Regions from separate parts of the Homo sapiens genome. Here region 2 is linked to region 1. A link is an interaction called in ENCODE POLR2A ChIA-PET data of the cell type or tissue named here. Cell type or tissue: PC-9. All regions are shown on one strand. Each heading gives the region's core, and the rest is flanking DNA. Links, peaks and the distances in the headings are about the cores only. Region 1 holds the start of TXNRD1-AS1 (TXNRD1 antisense RNA 1). Region 2 overlaps CHST11 (carbohydrate sulfotransferase 11).

The links. ChIA-PET counts read pairs that join two places held together with the same protein. Peaks named below come from ENCODE experiments on the same cell type or tissue, not always from the same donor. Only the 100,000 strongest peaks of a DNase experiment are listed, where the experiment ranks them.
Region 2: POLR2A ChIA-PET joins it to region 1 with 21 read pairs; 2 of 35 experiments call an interaction of 5 or more read pairs at or near these places.

What each region holds. Positions count from the first base shown.
Region 1 is chr12:104,279,933-104,282,432 of GRCh38, reverse strand. All of the region lies in intron 3 of TXNRD1 (thioredoxin reductase 1), which reads right to left. TXNRD1-AS1 (TXNRD1 antisense RNA 1) reads left to right here and starts at 1,590. Exons shown (of 2, transcript XR_007063431.1): 1 at 1,590-2,149. RefSeq lists a silencer at 68-362. In PC-9, for the core only: no CTCF peak of the experiment used is centred there; DNase peaks (open chromatin) are centred at 132, 642 and 1,492; H3K4me3 peaks cover 1,658 bases; H3K27ac peaks cover 2,500 bases.
Region 2 is chr12:104,585,980-104,599,471 of GRCh38, reverse strand. The region is part of intron 1 of CHST11 (carbohydrate sulfotransferase 11); the gene reads right to left. MIR3922 (microRNA 3922) reads right to left here and starts at 7,839; the gene lies at 7,756-7,839. In PC-9, for the core only: no CTCF peak of the experiment used is centred there; a DNase peak (open chromatin) is centred at 10,851; H3K4me3 peaks cover 2,308 bases; H3K27ac peaks cover 2,500 bases.

The DNA of each region.
Region 1 (2,500 bases), core at 1-2,500:
AAAATTGGGTCATTCTTGTCATTCCCAATTAAATCAGAGCCAAGGGGCTAGGGGGAAAAGCACTCAGGGTACAAAACATTGCTCCAAGAATGTAATTCTCTGCAAGCCTGACTGCTGAAACTGCCTGTTGTAACCTGAGACCAGCTTTATCTATAAATGCTAAGAGAACTTGCTGAAACTCTAGGACTAATTTTGCCCACTGCCATCACTCACCAGAGCTTGCTAGCTCCCCAAACCCTAACTAGTCCCAAAGAACTTTCTTGAAGAGCAATATGTAACAGCTCTCCTGTTTCTAAAACCTCTAACCTTCTCTTTGTTCTTCAGACATACTGAAGACCACCCTGTCTGCATATATGCCCCAAATTGCTATTCTTTCTTTCCAAATAAAAAATTTTAATTTAGAGACTTGTCTCACATTTTTATTCTGGCTTCAACATACTAAAGCCCTAAGCTAGGAGTCTGCTTGACTTATCCAAGAATCCACAAAGTAACCAGTATGTCTAAAGCCTAATGAGTGAGAAAAAAAGTGGTAGGAAGTGAGGTCAGAGGAATAGCCAGGGGTCACATCCATCATCAGGCCATAGTCAGGATTTTGGATTTCATTTTAAATGTGGTAAGATGCCAGAGTGTGAAGAGAAGAGAAGGAAATGATTGTTGTATGATAAAATAATTGCTCAGTTGTGTGGAAAATAGGCTAAGGAGGGCAGGGACTTAAAAGTGGAGATATGGCCGGGCTCGGTGGCTCATGTCTGTAATCCCAGCACTTCAGGAGGCTGAGGCGGGCGGATCACGAGGTCAGGAGATTGAGATGAGCCTGGCTAACACAGTGAAACCCCATCTCTACTAAAAATACAAAAAATTAACCGGGCGTGGTAGCAGGCGCCTGTAGTCCCAGCTACTGGGGAGGCTGAGGCAGGAGAATGGCGTGAACCCGGGAGGCGGAGTTTGCAGTGAGCCGAGATCCCACCACTGCACTCCAGCCCGGGCGACACAGTGAGACTCCATCTCAAAAAGAAAAAAAAAAAAAAAAAAAGTGGAGATATGGAGATATACAGACCTGCTAGGAAGTTACTGTCCTGGTCCAAGCTAGAGATGATAAAGGCTGATTAGTGAGGTTAAAAAATACATTTGAAGGTAAAGCTAATTGCACAGATATATGTTGTACAGTTGTACAGATGGATGGAATAAGAGATGTAAGAGAAAGAGAATCAATGATAACGCTAGATTTCTGGCTTTAGCAATGGGGTAAATAATAGCACTCTTCAATGAAAAGCAGGAACACCCAGAGAGGAGGAAGAAAGATGGGAGGTGGGGGAAAACAATAGTTTGGGACAAATCCATAGTATGGGTTAACAGATCTATTATTATCCAAATGGAGAGGTTGACTAAGCAGTTGGATATGTAAGTATGGAGTTCAAGGGAGAAGTCAAGGCTAGAAATAAACATTTGGTGTCAAACATAAAAGATATTTAATACCATGTGTATTAGTCACAGCTCTTCAGAGAAACAGAACCAATAGGATACATGTATATATAGAGAGATTTTTTTCTTTTCTTTTTTTTAAAGAATTGACTCACACAGTTGTGAGGGCTGATAAGTCTGAAAACTCCAAGGCTGGCTGATAGGCTGGAAATTCAAGCAGGCATTGATGTGGCAATCTTGAGACTAACGGTGGTCTGGGTGCAGAATTGCTTCCTCTTTGGGAAACCTCCATCTTTTCTCTAAGGTCTTCAACTAATTGGATGAAGCCCATCCACATTATGGAGGGTCACTAGCTTTACTCAAAGCCTACTGATTTCATTGTAAGTCACATCTAAAAAATACCTTCACAGCAACATCTATGCTTTTATCTGCCAAACAACTGGGCACCGTATGCTAGCCAAGTTGACACATAAAATTAACTGTCACTCCATGGGACTAGATGAAATTACCCAGGAGTTAATGTATTTAGAGAAATAAAGATGGCCCAGGACAGAGCCCTGGCACGCTCAAACTGCAAAAGGGGAAAAGAACCCAGCAATGGAGCCTAAGAAGGAGCTGGCAGGAGGTAGGAGGAAAACCAAGACTGTGTGGTGTCTCAGAAGCCAATGAAGAAGTGCTCCAAAAAGGAAGATCAACTATTTCAAGCACTGCCAAGAAATCCTATAAGGTAAGGGCTGAGTCATGGAGGTCACTTATGAAAATGGTGGTAGGTAAGAAATCCTAATTAGAAGAAGTTCAGCAAGAAACAGAAAATAAGGAAATGGAGGGAGTAAGTATAGGCAACTCTTAAAGGGGTTTTGCTATAAAAACAAAACAAAACAAAACAACAATAGGAAAGGAGCTAAAGAGGGATGTAGGATAGAGGAATTTTTTTTTTTTTTTTTTTTTGAGACAGAGTCTCACTCTGTCACCCAGGCTGGAGTGCAGAGGCACGATCTCAGCTCATTGCAACCTCTGCCTCCTGGGTTCAAGCAATTCTCCTGCCTCAGCCTCTCGAGTAGCTGGGACTACAGGTGCA
Region 2 (13,492 bases), core at 9,747-12,246, 310 kb before region 1:
GAGAAGTAAAAACAGCCATAAAACTCGTAAAATTATGCCCATGCCGGGCAAGATTAAATTCTCCCTATGGCGGCAGACGGGCTCATCGAGGCCCATGGCTCCGGGACCGCGCGGTGAAAAGCCTACCATGGAATCCATTAAAAGTCTGCTTTTATGGGGGGCAGTATTATTTAATTGGTTTATTTGTCTAATACAAGGCCTTTAAAATGCTTTGACCGTGTGGGGCCTGAACCTTGGGTTCTTTGCCCACAGCCATCAGCCCTGCCCGTGACTTCACTGGGTGCCATGGGAACCGGCCTTGGCTCCCCAGACCACAAAAGCTAAAGGGGCCTTGTGTGCCTTTTATGGGAATGATAACAACCCCACCGTTTCTGGAGTGCTCGCTATGCAACAGGCAGTCGGTGCAGTGTGATCCTTCCCACGGTAAAGGAAGTACCTGCATTTTACAGATAACCCCTCCGCGCCTCCCTTAGCTGCAGGCACTTGGCCATGGTCAAGGTCATGTGAGTGGAAAGGAGCCAAGCTGAGCCTCGAGACTGACAGGTGCTGCCCAACCTGTGAGGTGAGGGTCACCTCCCAACTCAGCTAGGCCAGCTGGCCACGAGGATACAGACCACTGAGTCAAGGCCCACCCCACCCACCAGGGTGGGAGGCTTGGGCCAGCACTTTATCTCTCCCCAAGAGGAAAGAAGGAGCCAGACGACTCAGGAGGGGCCCAGTGATCTGTGGAAGGATGAGAAGGAGAGTCAAGAAAAGATAAAGTTCCCCAAATCCTCCGTGTCATGTTCCAAAAACTAGAGTTTCTCAACGTGTGCCCTACTCACTTTCCCCATGATATTGCTTGTTAAAAAAGCAGATTTCTGGGCACATTCTTGGGCTTCATCCCAGAGTTGTTGAATCAGAAGGAGGGGGAGATGGAAGTTAAGGCCCAGGAATCTGCATTTTAATAAGACTTCCCCACCATGGGGAAGAGAGACACAAATTATACTCTTTATGCTTTCTGATTCTTGAGCATCCAATTACAGAATAAACAATTTCCACACAACCTGGCTCCATCTACCTCAGAAGACACTGTAGCATCTACAATAAGAGCTGTAGAACATCTCCTACTGCTGATGCTGTGCGAAGGTTCGGACCCTCCCTAGAAGCTGAGCTCCACTGTACCCTCTCAGGTTTAGACCACTGGGGGCTTTTGGTTTCCAGGGGCCACAAATGACTTCTGGGCTAGTCATATGTAAATGGTAACAATGAGGACCTACTCTGTTGCCTGGGATGCAAAGGAAGGACCAGCAATTATGCACATGAGTATATTCACCTCACATGTATCTTACAAGTGGCATTAGGGAAGTTTGAGTAACCAAGGCCCAGATGGTGGCAGCTAACTTTTAGAGGGCACCAATGCTTCGCCAAGCAGTTCACATATTTAATCCCCACAACAGTCCCATGGTGCGGGTACTACTACCATTCTCACTTTACTGATGAGAATACTGAGGCATGGCAGGGTTAGGTAACTTGCCCAGGTCTCATGACTAGAAAGAGGTGGAGACAGAATTCTGCCTTAGACAGCCCATGGTCTCAGCTGCCACACTGGGTCACCTCTTCACTGACAGGTAAGTCAAACATCTCCCTAGTCTCCTCCTGGCCTGAGACCTGGTTGGCTGGCCACTTCCAGGACAAGTCCAAAATACAACAGGATTCATCAAAATGCTGTGATGGCAAACTATTAATTAATGGTTTCATTACACTCATTCATTCGACAAGTTTTTATCAAGCACCTACGATGTGCAGGGCAACTCGCCAGGCACTGGGTTTGGGGATAGAGCCTCTCTCTAACCTATTCATTTGTTGCTGTGGTGCTTGGCACGTAGTAGGTACTCAAAAGGTTTATGAATGATAGAAGATTTAACACTTCCTTTAAGAGCATCAGAGAGGTTTGGTTCTTGCTATATAAGGAGAAAACTGCCAGTAGCATTAGGCTATGGTTATTTTTTTTTCCTTTGAAAAATGAAAGGTCTGATGATCAAAAGCCCCGCAAAAGAAATCCCTGAGGCCCTGAGGACATTTAACGGCAGGCTTCTGCTGTCCACCCCGCCCACTGGGAGTTTTATTTAGCCACAACACTTGTTTTCTCCTCTCTAAACTCAAATCAATGGGATTAAAGATTTTTTTTTAAAGAATCTAATTAGCTCAATTTACAGTATGATTTCTTGGACCCAGGAACAGTTCTATATCTCCCACGATACATAAATGAAGCTAAAATTAAACTCAAGCCGCTCGTGTTTGTTTCATTGTAATGAAGAGCACGTTGTTTTCAAGTGGACACTCCATTCCCAGTCTGCTAACTGAGAGCAGCCCACGGAGAGCTGGCTCAGGACAAAGGAATGAAGCCCACCTGGTTCTCTGGGCGACTCCCTGTGACCCCTCTCAGTGCTGCTGGAATGCAGGGGAGATGCTGGATTGTTAATTCAGGTCTGAAGACATAGAACTGAAATACTGTGGGACCCTGAGTAGGAACTTGCCTCTCACGCATGTCCTAAAACCAAAGACATTCAGAATTCCAAGGGATTCGAGTATAGGCCAATCCCCTCGATTTACAGAAGAAACTCGGAGACCTTACATGCTTGCCTGAACTGCCCAGTGTAGCTAGCAGCAGAACCAGGGACGGAAGTCATATCTCACAAAATAAACTACCACGTAGCGAGAATGTACCATGTATCTGATGCCTGACACAATGCTCAGCCTTTTTCTCACATTGTTTCATTGAATCCTCATAAAAAAACACTTTAAGTTAGATGTAATAATGATATCATCTAGTCCCACTTTGCACTTGAGAAAACTGAAGCCCAGAGAGGTTAAGTAACTTGTCCAAGATCACACAGTCAGCAAGGGCAAGTAGCAAATTGACAACCCACGTCTGTTTATTTCCAGCACTGGTGCTCTTCACCGTGCTGTCTCGAAAGGCAGTAAAAGACGCTTTTACCCTTACAACTCCTACCATTTTTGGACTGTCACTTCCCTCAACATTTCGAAATGAAGCACTGCTGTACTAAATCACCCAAGTCCAGATGGGTCTCTGCTCCTTCCGCTGGCAAAACAACTCTAATACTCGGTTGACTTCGGACACTTTCCAAATCTCCGGACTTGCTAACAGGCTGGGCATGATTCATCTGCTCCACACTCTGAGAGTGCAGAGCAGCAATGCAGTTGCAGAAACGTTTTTTCCAAATGCACAAATTCATGCTGGAACCCTAGCAGTGTGGCCCAGCCCATCTGTCAAGACAGAACAGTGTCTGATTCAACCTCATCAAGTTAGAGGAGTGAGCAATACCCAGCTCCTTCAGAAGGAGCTGCTCCTGCAAAGACAGGCAATTCTGTTTTGTACCTGGGGGACCCAAAGTCAGCCCTCAAAGGACATTAAATCTCCCAGCTCTTCCTCATCCTCTTCTGAGGTCACTGTGATGAAACTAGAGTGACCAACCAGTCTAGTTTGCCTGGTCCAAGGAGATCCCCAGGATTCAGGACTTTGAGTGCTAAAACCAAGTAAGTTCCAGGCAAACCAAGATGAGTTGCTCACCCAGCAACACCATTTGGAAGGAGAAGCTTCAACCAGAATTGGATTCAAGTCCTAGTTTTACCCATTAACTAGGCTTGGGACCTTGGGTCAACTTCCTAATCTCTGAAACTCAACTATGCAATGCAGTTAATAATGCCTGTATTATAAGGTGGTAGTGGGAATGAAATGGCACCTGGTCCATGGCACTCAACTAGCCTGGTCCATGGCACTCAAAAACTGTCCATGTGGAAAGCCACAGAGCTGGATCCCAGCCCTGGCTCTGCCACCAAACTAAGATCTTCACTTTGAACAAGGTCTCCCTGGGCCTCGTTTTCTCCTTCGTCAGGTGAAGAGGTTCAACCAGGTGATCGCTAAGTCCCTTCCAACTCTAAATTCCTAACTTCCAAACACAGGGCGGTGGGGCATCTCCCTGTAGAACCATGGGTTAAACAAGCCCTAGAATTGCTCAGGTTTGGGGAGTCAAGGTGGAAGGTGTGGTGGGTGGGGAGCAGTGAAACAGTAATTGGTGTAGGAGGAAAGAATCTGAGGCCAGGAGAGGCAGGGAATGGAAAAGCAACACCTAGCTGTGAGAACAATCTCTACCTGGTTACAATCCACCAGGGTTTTAAAACCCCTGGTGGTGAGGTTTTTATCATTTTCTAATAATAACACAAAAATAGTGACATCCCCTCCAAAAAAAACCTTATATAGAAGCAGAGCTGGTAGTCTGTAGCTCAGTGGGGCATGGGCCACAGGGGTAGCTTTTAGGACAAACTCCTTGTCTCGGTAACCCAGCTGCAACCTGAAGCTCTCCCAGGAGGGAATCAGAGTTAGGGGATCTCAGAGTGGGAAGAATCTGACCTCTAACAGAGGCACCTTGAAGCTCTCCTTAGCAATGACTAACATTATGTTGAGTTCAGCACTGCCAACACTCTCCTTTTATTTTTACTTTATTTTATTTTTTATGTTTTTGAGACAGTGTCTCGCTCTGTCATCCAGGCTGGAGGGCAGTGGCCCAATCTCAACCTCTACCTCCCAGGCTCAACCGATCCTCCCACCTCAGCCTCCCCAGTGCCTGGGACTACAGACATATGCCACCATGCCCAGATAATTTTTGCAATTTTTTTGTAGAAACAGTTTTGCCATGTTGCCCAGGCTGGTCTTGAACTCCTGCATTCAAGCAATCCTCCCACCTTGGTCTCCCAGAGTGCTGGGATTACAGGCGTGAGCCACCACGTCAAGCCCTACTCTCCTTTTAAATGCAAAAGAAGAAACTTAGAACCCAAGTGCATTGTTTAAGTTGATTTCTGGAAGGAATACCAGAACTGGAGGAAAGAGAAGAAAAAGCAAAATAAAAGCGGGGATGGGGGAGAAGAGGAGGGAGAGTACAGAAGCCCGAAGCCTTCTACATCACAGTTTGGCTTAGACATGGTTCAATCCTAAACCGTTCTCATAAATATGAGAGGTAAACAGAAGCCAATAAGTCCTCCCGAAAACTACATCTGAAGCTAATCCACTCCGAGATTTAAAAATACCCAGGAACCACTATCTCTGTGAGATTTCATTTTATTTCAAGGATCCTGTAGCTCTTTGAATCCAAACTCATGTTTGGAGTCTGAGGGTTTCTTAGCCCTCGTCTGGTCACCCTGCTCATTTGCAGAGGAAAATACTGGGCCCAGTGTGGGGACAGAATGGCCAGAGGTCCCAAAGCAGGGCTGGAGATCACACCTGGGCCTGGCCAAGCCCCTCACCTGCCAGGTTTGCCCCTCTCTACCTGTCCACTGCCTAAGTGCTCCGTGCATAGCAGGTACTCGGTATGTTTGTGTCAAATGAATAAAAACAACAGATCAAGTGATCTGAGGACTTAACCAAAGATATTCTACTAAAGGGTATCAGACCAAATGACTTACTAATAGCAAATGAACAAAGAAGAGGAGTTAGCATGTTCTCTCCTGAAAAATTCTTCTCAAAGTGCCAATGCTTCCTCAAAGTGGTTTAATTACCTTAGCCAAAGTAGTTAAATCAAAAAGAAAAATTAATATGATATGCTGTCGTGGTGCTGTGATGTGCCTTAAATGAACTCTCCAAGACCCAGTAAACATGAGCCTTCATTACTGTCTCTCTCTATTACTTACCACCAGCCAGGAGGTAGGTCGTATCACACCCATTTTACAGACAAGGAAGCTGAGGCTCAAAGAAGTTAAGGACTGACCCAGCGACATAGCTAGTGAATGTCAGAGTTGGGATTCAAACCCACAAACCAGCATGCTTTCCCCCACTCCTGGGAAATGGGACATGTCACAGCTTACAGATGTTTGGGACTGATAGAGACCAAGCAAATAGGCAGTCCCAAATGTTGACCCGATATCCTCCCACCAATCAGGCCTTCAGGAGCTTTACAAAACATTCAGCACGCTTGTATTCACAACTGACTTTTCAGGAGCCTCGAAACAGTGAGGTGAAAATAGGGTTCAGCCTAACCTGTCATTCATGCCATTATCAAACTTAAGTTTTCCAACTTCCCATTCCTTCCCTCACCCAGTCCCTCCCACAGGGACAATTCAGAGCCATTAAAACCATTCCCAAATCTCTCTCTCCTTACTGGAGACCCTATAAGCAAATTCACTGAAGAATACTGAGGGATTTGGGGTTGATTTGATTTGAGAATAATCTGAACCTATATCATAGCCATTCCCGTGTTGGCCTCTCCTACTCCAGCTCCTCAAAGCAAGAGCCCCTCCCGACGCCCAGCCTGTAGAAGGTGGTTGTAGAACTAAAGTGAATTAAACTTGGCATATGAAGGTCAAGGGAGTAAATCTAAGAATTACGTGAATGTGCTTGGTATAGCTTGGGAAAAGATGCAGCTTCATCCAAGAGCCGTGAGATTTACTGACATGGAAGCCTTCCAGTGGGGACTCTAATACTCAGCTTTGAAGAATATAGTGTATACATTAAAATATTTACCGGCCAGGAGAAGAACTGGGTCACCAAATGGAGTCCCCCAAACCAATGGCCCCAGCAGCCAACCCATTCCCTCTTTTAGAGAATTCTGGCCCATCTGCAGAAACATGCCCAGACAGCATGCCTACTTCCGAAAGTATAAGATCCCTGTCCAAGTACAAATCAGTTGTCAACCTGACAGGTTAGTGCACCATCAGGCACATCTAAGACAAAAAGGGCCCTTTAGAGACCACCTAGTCCAATGACTTTCACAGAAGGAAAGAGAATGAATCTACGTGGTTAGGGAAAGTATCCTCAAAACTGATTCTGACTGAGCAAGAGAAATGGCAGGACGCAAAGTGCTATAATCTGGATGTTTGTGTCCCCACTAAAATTCATGTTAAAATATTAACCCCCAAGATAATCATTTTAGAGGGTGGGGACTTTGGAAGGTGATTTGGTCATGGGGGTAGAGCCCTCTTAAATGGAATTAGTGCCCTTATAAAAGACGTCCCAAAAAAGACCACTTACCCCCTCCACCATGTGAGGACATAGCAAGAAGGGACTGTCTATGAACCAGAAAGCAGGGCCTCACCAGACACCAAATCTGCCAATGCTTTGGTCTTGGACTTCCCAGCCTCCAGAACTGTGAGGAATAAATTTCTGTTGTGTATAAGCCACCCAGTTTATGGTATTTTGTTGTAGCACCCTGAACAGATTAAGACACAAACCTCAAACATAATCCTCCTGGCCAGTGGGGTATGCTGCCCACCCACTGAGAGCATGAGAGACGGGAAGGGAGAAGAGAGAAAGGGAGAGTAAGGGAGAGAAGGGGAAGGGAGGAGAGGAGATGGGAGGGGAGAGGAGGGGAGAAGAGGGGAGGGGAGGGGAGGAGGTGCCAGGTATTAAAAGATTAAACCACCTCATCCCTAACCCCATTTTGCAGGTAAAGAAATGGACGTGCAGGATAGAAGGTGATCTGTCCAAGGACACACTGCTGGCTATAGGCCGAGTTGCAGCTAAAATGAAGATCTCCTGATTCCTGGCCTCATCCCTTTCTCTTTTTGCATGTGATTTACATACAAATATATATAGAAAACCGAGACAAGTTTTATTTTAAAAGTACTATCCTTACTATGTGTGACAAACTAACATTTTCTATTGTTCTTTTATGAACTACTAGTCACAACTCATTAAATCCATTTTACAACACACCCGTGGGTCATGGTGCATGCTTTGAAAACGTCTGACTCAGATATCTGGAAAGAGTCAAGTCAAGGCCAGAAGTCCCACAGGTGTGCTTTCCAGCCCTGCTGTGGGACCTCTGGCCTTGACTTGACTCTTCCTTTAAGTTCAATTTGAGGGTGCTTATGAATGGAATATGTTAAACATTGATAAAGAGAACTCATGGCTTCCACAGCTAAAATTTCCCTCCCACAATGTTCACCATCACAGTGGATGCCACCATCATGCCCCTAGCTGTGACCAAACAGTGAGGAATTTTCTTAAATTCCCTTTTCTGTCTGCTATGCCCCACCCATCAGCATGTCTCTGTCCTCACCGCCCTGGTACAAGCCATCATCGCCTTCCCCTTGGGCTATGACAAAAACCTCTTAACTGGTATCCCTGCTGCCACCCTGGCCTCCCTACTCTATTCTCTACCAGCGGCCAGAATAATCTTCTAGAAACGTAAATCAGATCATAACAGCCTTCCTGCTCCAAAGACCTGCCACCATCTTAGAACAAAATCCAAAGTCTTTCCACGGCCCAGAGGCCCCCCATGATATAGCCCCGCCTGCCTCTGCCCCTCCTCCACCATACTGGTCATCTTGCTCTTTCTCCAAAAAACCAAGCATGAGCCTCAGGGCCTTTGCACTCACTGCTCTGTCAGCCTGGAGTCCCTCTCCCAACACCAACAACTGTTCTCTTCTTTACTCTGCCCTCTGACCGCATCATCAGGTCCCCAGAGAGAGCTTCCCTGGACACACTGTCTCCCATGGCCTCACTTCCTCTCTCTCCTGTTCCTCCCATTCTTTGCTATATTCTTTTTTTTTTTTAAGACAGGGTCTCGTTCTCTCACCCAGGCTGGAGTAAAGTGGTGCGATATTGGCTCACTGCAACCCCCACCTCCCATGTTCGAGCAATTCTTGTGCCTCAGCCTCCCAAGTAGCTGGGATTACAGGCGTGTGCCACCATGTCCAGCTAATTTTTGGCATTTTTAAGTACACAGGGTTTCACCATGTTGGCCAGGCTGGTCTTGAACTCCTGGCTTCAAGTGATCTGCCCGCCTCAGTCTCCCAAAGTGCTGGGATTACAGGCATGAGCCACTGCGCCCCGCCTGCCATATGCTTCTTCAAGGCATTGATTCTCTCCTGTCTTTTTATCTTAAATGCTTTATTGGCTGTTGTCTGTTGCCACCACGAGACCCTAAGTTTCATGAGCAAAAGGACTTGGACTGTCTTGTCTATCACAATATCCTCGGTTCCTAAAAGGGGCCTAAATTCAGGGCTGAATGAATAAATGAATGAATGGAAGTGCCTTTCCCAAAAGACAGGAAACTAAACCGTTTTGAAATACAGTCACCCCAGTCCAAGGTCTTCTAAACTTTCCTGATAAGAGTCATCCGAGGTACTTATTTAAAAAACATATATTCCCAGCCCTTCTGAATCAGATTCTCCTACAAAGGGGCCTGGGAAGCTTCAAGCTTGATGAGCACCCCAGGGGATTTGTATCTTGGAAGAGTCTGGGGATGCTGGATCAGCTAGACATGAGGAACAGGTGCGCACATAGACAGCGCACGTGCAGGCCATCTGGAGAAGAGGAGGGGGAGAAACTGTGCCAGATGGGGCCAACGAGGCCAGGGGCCTGGGTGTAGGTACTTACAAGGGTCATGCGGCACCTAATAGCCAAGGGACGGGCCAGCTAGGGTGAGGCATCTTCATTTATTTATTTATTTATTTATTTAATTTTGAGACAGAGTCTCGCTTTGTTGCCCAGGCTGGAGTGCAGTGGCGCCATCTTGGCTCACTGCAGCCTCCTCCTCCCGGATTCAAGCAATTCTCCTGCCTCAGCCTCCCGAGTAGCTGGGATTACAGGCATGTGCCACCACGCCCAGCTAATTTTTGTATTTTCGTAGAGACGGGGTTTCACCATGTTGACCACGCTGGTCTTGAACTCCTGACCTCAGGTGATCCGCCTGCCTCAGCCTCCCAAAGTGCTGGGAACTTTAAGTCATCCCAGAAAAGGATTTGAGGCCAAACCGAAAAAGCATTCATTTGATTCTGTAGTCAAACCAGAACCCTTGAATAAGTTCTTCAAGGCAAGAAATAATACAACTGCAGTTTTGCTTTTTTGTTATTGTGATAAAATACACATAACATAAAATTTACCATTTTGACCACTTTCAGGTGTCCAGGTCAGTGGCATTAAGTACATTCACATTCTTGTGCAACTATCACCAACTATACATCACTTTGTACTTATTAAATAACAACTCCCCATTCCCGTCTCTCTTGTCCCTGGTAACCCCCATTCTATTTCCTGTCTCTATGAATTTGAATTTTTTTTTTTTTTTTTTTGAGACAAGATCTTGCTGTGTCACTCAGGCTGGAGTGCAGTGGTACAATCTTGGCTCACTGCAACCTCTGCCTTCCAGTCTCAAGCAATCCTCCCACCTCAACCTTCAGAGTAGCTGGGACTACAGACACAGGCCACCATCATTGACTAATTTTTGAATTTTTTTTATAGAGATGGGTTTCGCCATGTTGCCCAGGCTTGCCTTGAATTCCTGGACTCAAGCAATCCACCCACCTCGGCCTCCCAAAGTGCTGGAATTACAGATGTGAGCCACCAAACCCAGCTGAATTAGAATATTCTAAGTACTTCATACAAGTAGGATCATACAGTGTCTGTCCTTTTGTGTCTGGCTTTTTTCACTTAGCGTAATGTTTTCTAAGTCCATCCATGCTGTAGGATGTATGAGAATTTCGTTATTCTGACATATTATTATTCTGAATAATATCCCATCATACATACCACTATTCATTCATCCACTGATGGGCATTAGGGTTGCTTCCACCTTCTGGCCACCGTGACTCATGCTGCTATGAACACGGGTGTTCAGGTATCTATGCAACTCCTGGCTGCGGTTTTGCTTTTTAAGCTGTTTTGCTGGGACGTGGAGCAACACCCTGAGGCGGAGCCCAGAGGCTGCTGGTGAGCAGGTTGGCTGGTGGCCTCCAAGTTGGTGCTGTAAGGATGGCAGGTGGGCAATGGAGCATGGCTGTCATGTACAGAACTTTAGAACAGTGACCTTAGGTCAAACATCACCGGGATGGACTTCAGTCAGCTCTCACTTAACTAAGTCTTAAAGCTGTTTGTGAGCCCGAGGCAGGCAAGGAAGGAATCAAGACATAAGGAAGCCACCTGGGTGGGTCTGGTCTTTGGCGGCAAGACATTGGAATGAGCCAGTCTGTGACTCAAGTCTGGGTCATAGGCTGCAGGAACCCACTCAGAGCAGAGCTCAGTTCTGAAGAAAGCAGCTTCAGCCTTCTGAGGCTGTAACCCGAAAAGTGGCTTGAGAAGGTGACCCCAATATTGTTTGAGATGCCAAAATTGTTTTCTTAAAAACCTAGGATGATTGCAAATGAAGTGCAAAAAATGTCCAGAACTGGTAAGTACATAGACACAGAAAGTAGACCAGCAATTGCCTAAGGCCAGGGGTGGGGATGGCAAGTGACAATAAATAGACACAGAGTTTCTTTCTAGGGTGATGGAAATGTTCTAAAATTAGACTGCGGGGATGCTGTACGGCTCTATAAATATGCTAAAATTCATTGAATTCTACACTTAAAGTGGGTGAATTTTACATGTAAATAGTATTTCAATAAAACTGTTTTTAAAATAAGTATAGAGATGTTTAAGAATCAACCCATAATATTAATATTTTCAAGATTTTGGCCTCTTTGAATAGATCTACATTGCAATACAATATGAAAGACTTAATTGAACAATTTATTTGATTTGAAATTTTAAGCTGAAATCTAAGTTTATATATAATACTAGAGCATTTTAAAAAACCTAATCTCCTCCAGCCCGGGTGACAGAGTGAGACTCCATCTCAAAAAAAAAAAACAAAAAACAAAAAACAAACTTAATCTCTAACGAATTGAAGAGTCTGAAACAATAAATAAATAAATAAATAAATAAATAAATAAATAAATCTTAAGATTCACCATATTTCTAAGTTTGAGGCATTAGATTTCTATTATGTAAATACTTGAGCCGGGCAGGATGGTGAACACATGTAATCCCAGCACTTTGGAAGGCTAAGGCGGGTGGATTGCTTGAGCCCAGGTGTTCGAGACCTGCCTGGGCAACAGGACAAAACCCCATCTCTACAAAAAATACAAACACCACCAAGGTGTGGTGGTGCACGCCTGTAGTCCCAGCCACTGGGGAGGCTGAAGTGGGAGGACAGCTTGAGCCCAGGAGGTTGAGGCTGCAGTGAGCCATGATCCTGCCACTGCACTCTAGTCTGGGCAACCGCTTGAGACCCTATCTCAAAATAAATAAACAAATGAATAAATAAATGCTTGTTCATTAATTGGGCAAATGAAGTATTCAAAAATAACTGTAAATAGATGACATTTTAGATGCAATTTAAATTGTTATCAGAAGATTAAGTGTGTTAAAGGACCAAATATTAATTAAAGGCCACCCTAAATGTATCTGTTGAAGGCTTATGAATAGAAGAGTAAGATTCGAAATTTAAAGGTAGCTTCCTAGATTTGTGAGTTTAATTTTATTAGAAGCCTTTTCTGTATACCACTGTCATCACAGTGACATGAAAAAGACCTCACATTAACAGAGAAGATAACTGATAGGAATTGGCATCTTCAGGCTGGCCTAAGGGGCGGAGGGTGTGAGTGTCTGGGGTAAAGGAGAACCAGCCCCTACCCCAAACCTCAGCATAAATTGTCCCTGAAAACCCCCACAGTAGTAGAAGAACTTTATTGCTGAGAAACTTAAGACGCTGTGGAAAAAACGCAGTTCAAGGAATTGATATTGGCAGTTAACCTGGGGAAGTCCTCATAAATTACATTTTATGTTCACTTAAATAAAACAAGAGAGACAGCACTGCAACACAGATCATATTAATTACATTTTACACACTTCAAATGAGTAATTATAAGCCTTATACGTTTACTTTGCATTTATCCTTCCTTGCCTGCTGAAGAATGTTCCCCTCTCCCTGCAGTTTCCCTGGAATGCTTATACATTTATTTTGCAGTGAGGCAGAAAACATGCCGAAGTGCTTTCTTCCCTGCCTGGCGCTCCAAGTCTGATTTTACAACCTGGACACGCTGATGTCTGCCTCTGGGGTTCCCCCATGGCTTCAGAGACAGAGTAACGTAGCTGCTGGAGAAAGGAAATAGTCCAGGTAACCTTTATTTAAGCTACTCAAGCATGGCGGGGCATTAACTCCAAACCTGCCTCCTCCCCTTGAGTCCAGAAAGCTGTTTAGTTCTGCCCAGGATAATCTCACACTCACACAGTCTTCACACAGTCTGACTGTGCCCAGCAACCCCACCTCACTCAGGCAGGCATCTCGCCCAGGGCTCCAGTCCCTCCCGGCCACACAACCTTTTAAAAGCCCAAGGGATTTTCGCCCATTCTTTGTCCATCTCAAGAGCACCTGGGCAAACCCTGAGCCTACCCAGGCTTCTGCTTTCTTTCCCTTTTCTCCACTCTTGTCCTAGAAGGCAGGAACAGGTCCTGGCTATGACCATGGTACAGTGGACTGCACAGTGTCCCTCCAAAATTCATATCCACTAGGGACCTGCAACCATGGATTGCAGTGTACAATCCACTGTGACGTGCTATGACCGTGATATAGTGGATTGCACAGTGTCCCTTCCAAATACATATCCACTGGGAACCTCAGAAGGTGACCTCCGGAAATAGAGTCTTTGCAGATATAATGAGTTAAATTAAGTG